2 separate regions of the Homo sapiens genome follow, and region 2 is linked to region 1. A link is a contact called in ENCODE Hi-C or POLR2A ChIA-PET data. All regions are on one chromosome and are shown on one strand. The core of a region is the stretch at or near the end of the contact, and the rest is flanking DNA. Distances in the headings are between cores, read along the strand shown. Region 1 overlaps COMETT (cytosolic oncogenic antisense to MET transcript). Region 2 overlaps COMETT (cytosolic oncogenic antisense to MET transcript).

Region 1 (2,700 bases), core at 121-2,620:
CCCAGTGGTTCACGCCTGTAGCCCCAGCACTTTGCAGGGCCAAGCTGGGTGGATGGCTTGAGCCCAGGAGTTTGAGACCAGCCTGAGAAACATGACAAAACCTTATCTCTATAAAAAATAGAAAAATTAGCTGGGTGTGGGAGCACACACCTACAGTCCCAGCTATTCTGGAGGCTGAGTTGGGAGGATCACCTGAGCACCAAGAGGTCAAGGCTACAGTGAGCCATGATCACACCATGGCAACAGCCTGGGTGACAGAGTGAAACCCTGTCTCAAAAAAAAAAAAAGTTAGAGTTCCCTATCATCAAATAAATTGCAAATATTTATTTGTAAAAATTATTCTTAGCTCATGGGCCATACAAAATAAGATGGCCAGATTTGACCTGAAGATCATAGTTTGATAACTAAGAGACTTCATAACCGTGCCATGAAAGGGTTAAAAGGCAGACGAAAGCAAAGACCAGCAACAGTAGAAACTGTAACTTACATTTTTTTCTGAAATATATTTATGTGCTTCTTTATTGCACACTTCATTTTACTTGACCTTCTCTTTGATTGGCCAAAGGTATCCATTTGCCTTGGGAGTAGATTAGAATTCTTAAGCAGAAATGAAAAGGGGGAGAAACAATCAATGTTTAGTGACTGACTACTAAAATAAAAATGTTCAGTTCCTAGTAAGACCAGAGTACTGAAGTCAAGCATAGCTGAGAGAGTTAAACTTTTTAAAAAATTATTTAAATTTCTCTCTATATCTAAAGAGCCAGATTTGACTGGCTGCTACCTTCGGTTTCACTCATATGAAGAGACAGGTTTCACTGACTGCTACCTTCAGTTTCACTTAGCCAAAGTGAATTCAAACTGTCTCCACAGGAGAGAAGAAACACTGTGTGTCATTGGGCATTATGTAAGTCACCTAAACCTCGGACTCTTTATCTGTAAAATGGGAATAATGATTCCTACTTCCTATGGTTATGTGATTAAAAGACCTAATGAATATAGAGCACTTTCCACAGTATATGCCAACAGTACTCAGTAAACCTTAGTGCTCTGACTGTAGTAGATAAACAGATCAAACAGTTCATCTTTATGTATGATGTAAAGAATATCCATTACATCTGAGGTAATCCACAAAATGAGTTTTTCCTTAAAGGCGTCTACTGTCTAATCATTCAGGGTCCATTTTCCATGCATTGCTTATGCAAAGCTTATTATCCTCTTCCTTCACAAGGTCCTCTTTTACCTGACTCCATGCTCACTGCCTCACCGTTACCACCTCTCCTAGACCTGAGCTTGCTCTGCCACAAAGCAGGTAGTGTCCACTCCGCCCACTTCTCTATACTCTTGGACTCAGCACTACCGCTTCTATGGGCTCTTCCAAGGTTCAGAAGCCAGGACGCCAGTGAGTCAGTTGCCAAGTCAGAGCCACAGGCTCAGCTGCTGTGACGCGCCCCTCCCCTTGCGTCATTAAACAGTCAGAAGACTACAGCACGTGTCCTTAGGGAAAAGAAGGCTCTCTTGAACCGGTGCAAGCCTCTCCCTTTTCCACCAGTCATTTCAGAGTCTCAAGCTTAAAAGTGTATTCTCCAGCAAAGAAAAGCTGTCCCATACTTAGAGCTCTCCTCCCAGTGAAGATCCAAAACAGACTATGAGCTTATTAATGGTCATTCTCATAGAATTGTAACATTCTAGAGCTGAACAAGGTTTAAAGGTAGTCTAATACAGCCCTTTCATTTTGTAAAAGAAGAAACCGGGGCCCAGAGAAGCTTTGGCTTGTCTGAGGTCACAGAGCCAGATGAGACCTGATTCTTAGTCCTGTATCTTTCCATTAGATCCTACTATTTTCTGTTTGATCTGGTGGTAAAAAGACAGGGTTGGATTACATCATGCATGCCCTTTAAATAATACAATCCAAGTAACTGCCATATTATAGGGACTATTGACAAAAGAAGGGAACACCCTCCTCCACTGAGATCTGCATATATTGCAATAAGCAAATGTCTTACATTTAACTTGATTATCTGAAAATTGAATTTACATAACTAGGAACACATGTGATATTATGATGGGACTAATGCACACCAAAAAGGATGACTTTTATCTACAAAATATACTCTTAGTATCCTGACTAGGGACAATGAAAAATTCAAGATGTTCAATTCTCACCCATCTGCGGTGTGTGTGTGTGTGTGTGTGTGTGTGTATATATATATGTGTGTGTGTGTGTGTGTGTGTGTGTGTGTGTATTTATCCTGACAGTATATGACAGATCAAAATTTTCAATTGGTGAAGTTTCCTATAAACAAGGAAAGACCTGGCCCTGTTATGAGTTTGCCCTTCAAGCTGGAACTCCAGCTGGGACTAAATCCAGTGCTGTGGGGCTCAGCAGTCGATGTTGTTGAGACTGAACACAGATTATAAGGACATTGCATTTATCTAGACTTTGGTTAAATATAAGGGTTACAATAAAAAGAAAGAATATATCATGTCAAATTTGGCCAAATCCATGTAAACTCTAACCTACTTAGCCTACTCAGCATACACATTCTGAACTGTAAACTATAAACATTAGTTGACTGATTAGTCCTCAATTTCACCATGGATTAAATAACAGAACACAGAGTTACTGTGAGACTTGTGGTAGAAAATCTTTAATTCATTCCCCACATATGTGCTAACATTTGATACAGCTTAGAATTTAAA
Region 2 (2,700 bases), core at 71-2,570, 48 kb before region 1:
GTGCTCCATTTCTGGACCTGGATGATAAAAATCTCATGTGTGATTCTACACTCTTCCTCTATATGTCAGCTGGATATCTAGACCAAGGGCATCCATGAAAACCCCATGTTGAAAGGACACAACATCTCTCAGCTTGGGTCCTCAAAAGGCTACACAGAGGCCGAGCATGGTGGCTCATGCCTATAATCCCAGCTACTCGGTAGGCTGAGGAATGAGGATCACTTAAACCCGGGAAGCATAGGTTGTTGTGAGCCAAGATCGTGCCACTGTACTCCAGCCTGGGGGACAGAGCAAGACCCTGTCTGAAAAAAAAAAAAAAAAGACTACACATAGGAAAGTACCATCCCCCACAGCCCACAGCCTACCCCACCCTCCAGCACTAATGGACTTTTCCATGCGTAAGAAATTTCCATTGTGTGAGCCACTAATATTTGAAGGTTTATCTGTTATAGCAGCTGGACTTACATTATCCAACACAGTCACCCACGACCAAAGCTAGGCTCCCAGCCAAGTAAGTGACCCCAGCTGTCTGTAGCTTGCTCCCCTCTCACAGTTGTGGAGGTCCCAGCTCTCCATACTGCCCAAGGAGACAGTTTGAGATACGTGGGTGAGTAGAAGGGTGGGAGACACAGGAGATGTTTCTCAAGGGAAAAGCTTTGACTCTTCCATGTTTTGTAATCAGGAATTTTCCATGGTCGCACAGTGAGTCAGAGGAAAAGCCATAATTTTCATCCTCCCTCTGCTGGGGCAGCTGTCTTCCTGCAGGATGGGGTCTAAGCTCCATTCCTAGGAAGGAGGGGGTCAGTAAGGAGAAGGGTCATCAACTCAGGATCCTACCTTCTCATGGAAACCACTGAGAAGACTAAGCACACCAGCCGCACACAAGTGAGGAGATTTTAAATCAGCTGGACAATCCTTTTTTGGTTTAAATATAGTATTGTTTCATCCCTCTCCCATGTGATTTTATCCCATCAATATTTTTAATGTCATTAGAACTGCCCATTCCCATCATTTAACCTGTAAACTACATTGCCCAACTCATTGGTACCAAGAAGCAAATTGCAAAGTTCCACCCTGTGGTGTCACAGGGCTAAGTGCAGCCACCCAAATGCATAGCGAATTTGTTAAAGACAGGAAAGAAAACAAGCTCTAACTAGGCTTCTTGAGGCTCCCAATGCTGCTTGGTCACCACAATCAGTGAGTTTCCTCCAGAAAAGGGTTCATGCAGCTCTCGAGTCTAGCATGTCTTCAGGGAATTTAGGAATGTTTCTTTCATCAGCTCTACCCTGAGGGGAAAGATTCCTCAGAGCAATGTAAAAAGCACAGGGCAAAGAAAGAGGAGGAGGCTTGTGACATGTGGCAGCCCTTCTCTACAGAGAGTGGATGGGCCTGGGAGCCAGTGCATTGCTGGGACTATATTTAGTTCATCCAGTGACATCTTTGCGCCTCAGTGCCATCTCTCACGATAGCAAGAGACTGTGAGACTGAACATTTTTCTCATTGTAACAGGGGTCTGACTCACTAGTTTAAAAAAAAATCTGAGAACGATGAGACCCAAGGGGACAACAGAGTTCCAAAAAAAAAAGAAAGAAAAAAGAAAGAAGAAAGAAAGCAAGAAAGAAAGCAAGAAAGCAAGAAAGCAAGAAAGCAAGAAAGCAAGAAAGAAAGAAAGAAAGAAAGAAAGAAAGAAAGAAAGAAAGAAAGAAAGAAAGAAAGGGTCAAGCATTCCTGTAGGCTGAATAAAAAGACAACAGTCCTGGAAACATTTTCTAGGAGGTCTCCAATATTTTCTAGGAGGTCTCCAATGAGCAATTTTTTGCTAGCACAAAATTCTAAATTGTACCAAATACTAGTTCATAATTTCCATCGAGTTCTGAAAAACATAAGCCTATTTTTACAATGAGTTTTTGAAACTGAAACTGTAAGTGCTAACTGGAGACCAGCATGTGTCTCACTGCTGTTAACCTTTGAGGAACTGACTCCAAATTGCAGGGGTGCCACTTTCAAGCCAACAGGTGGCCTCTTTGAGTTAGGTCTTGACTCCCAAAAGTTGATATAGACATGTTGAATATTTTTCAACCAATTCTCTTCTAATTCTGTGAATAGCTTACTACAGAGTTTAACAAACTTTTTCTAGACCAGATAGCAAATATTTTTTAGGCTTTGCAGGTCATATGGTCTTTGTCACAATGAGTGAACATTGCCATTTTGGCACTAAAGCAACCAGAGATAATAGGTGAATGAATGGGCATGGCTGTGTTCCAATTAAACTGTTTTATTGGGGGAAAAATAGGCAGTGGGCTGAATTTATCCTGTGACTGTGATTTGCTAACATTTCACTTACTACTGGCCAGTACTAGTGTTGCTGATACTGGCTCACAAATACCACCCAGGGCTTCACCCTGTCCTATGACCAGAGCCACCTCCACCCCCATCCCAGCAAGCTGTCTCAAAAAACTTCTCCTGGCCCAAAAAGACCAAGAAAGAAAAAAATTAATCTATCCCTGTATTTCTATCAGTACCACAGGATTATCAAAACAAACTCTAACTTTTTAGGAAACAAAGTGACTGGAAATCTGAAATTGATTGCATTTTCAAACTTCTTTTAAGTTTGACCCCAAAAGAAGAATGAAGTTTCTTGAAACTCCTGCATCCACTGACAGGAATTGGATTCTTACTCAATGTATCGGAAATTAGACC

What was found. Hi-C counts contacts between places; a loop is a spot of excess contacts on that map. ChIA-PET counts read pairs that join two places held with the same protein, here RNA polymerase II (POLR2A). Pooled maps may share reads with other maps.
Region 2: a loop to region 1 is called in a pooled map, with 4 times the contacts of the local background. The contact joins two enhancer-like sites. A Hi-C loop is called at or near these places in 1 of 168 maps with a recorded cell type or tissue (gastrocnemius medialis), 7 of 37 single-sample maps with no recorded cell type and 5 of 50 pooled maps. POLR2A ChIA-PET finds 5 or more read pairs at or near these places in 4 of 52 experiments (HEK293, MCF 10A, PC-9 and 1 more).

What each region holds. Positions count from the first base shown.
Region 1 is chr7:116,629,686-116,632,385 of GRCh38, forward strand. The region is part of intron 2 of COMETT (cytosolic oncogenic antisense to MET transcript); the gene reads right to left. Among named protein-coding and RNA genes, the nearest start is that of MET, 41 kb to the right of the region's middle. RefSeq lists an enhancer at 726-845 and a silencer at 2,476-2,676. Within about 2 kb of position 1,371, at least 13 of the 41 ENCODE cell types and tissues checked have a DNase peak (open chromatin) inside an H3K27ac peak, as active enhancers do; they include gastrocnemius medialis, where a contact is called at or near this core.
Region 2 is chr7:116,581,896-116,584,595 of GRCh38, forward strand. The region is part of intron 2 of COMETT (cytosolic oncogenic antisense to MET transcript); the gene reads right to left. Among named protein-coding and RNA genes, the nearest start is that of CAV1, 58 kb to the left of the region's middle. RefSeq lists an enhancer at 1,790-1,889. Within about 2 kb of position 1,321, at least 11 of the 41 ENCODE cell types and tissues checked have a DNase peak (open chromatin) inside an H3K27ac peak, as active enhancers do; they include gastrocnemius medialis, where a contact is called at or near this core.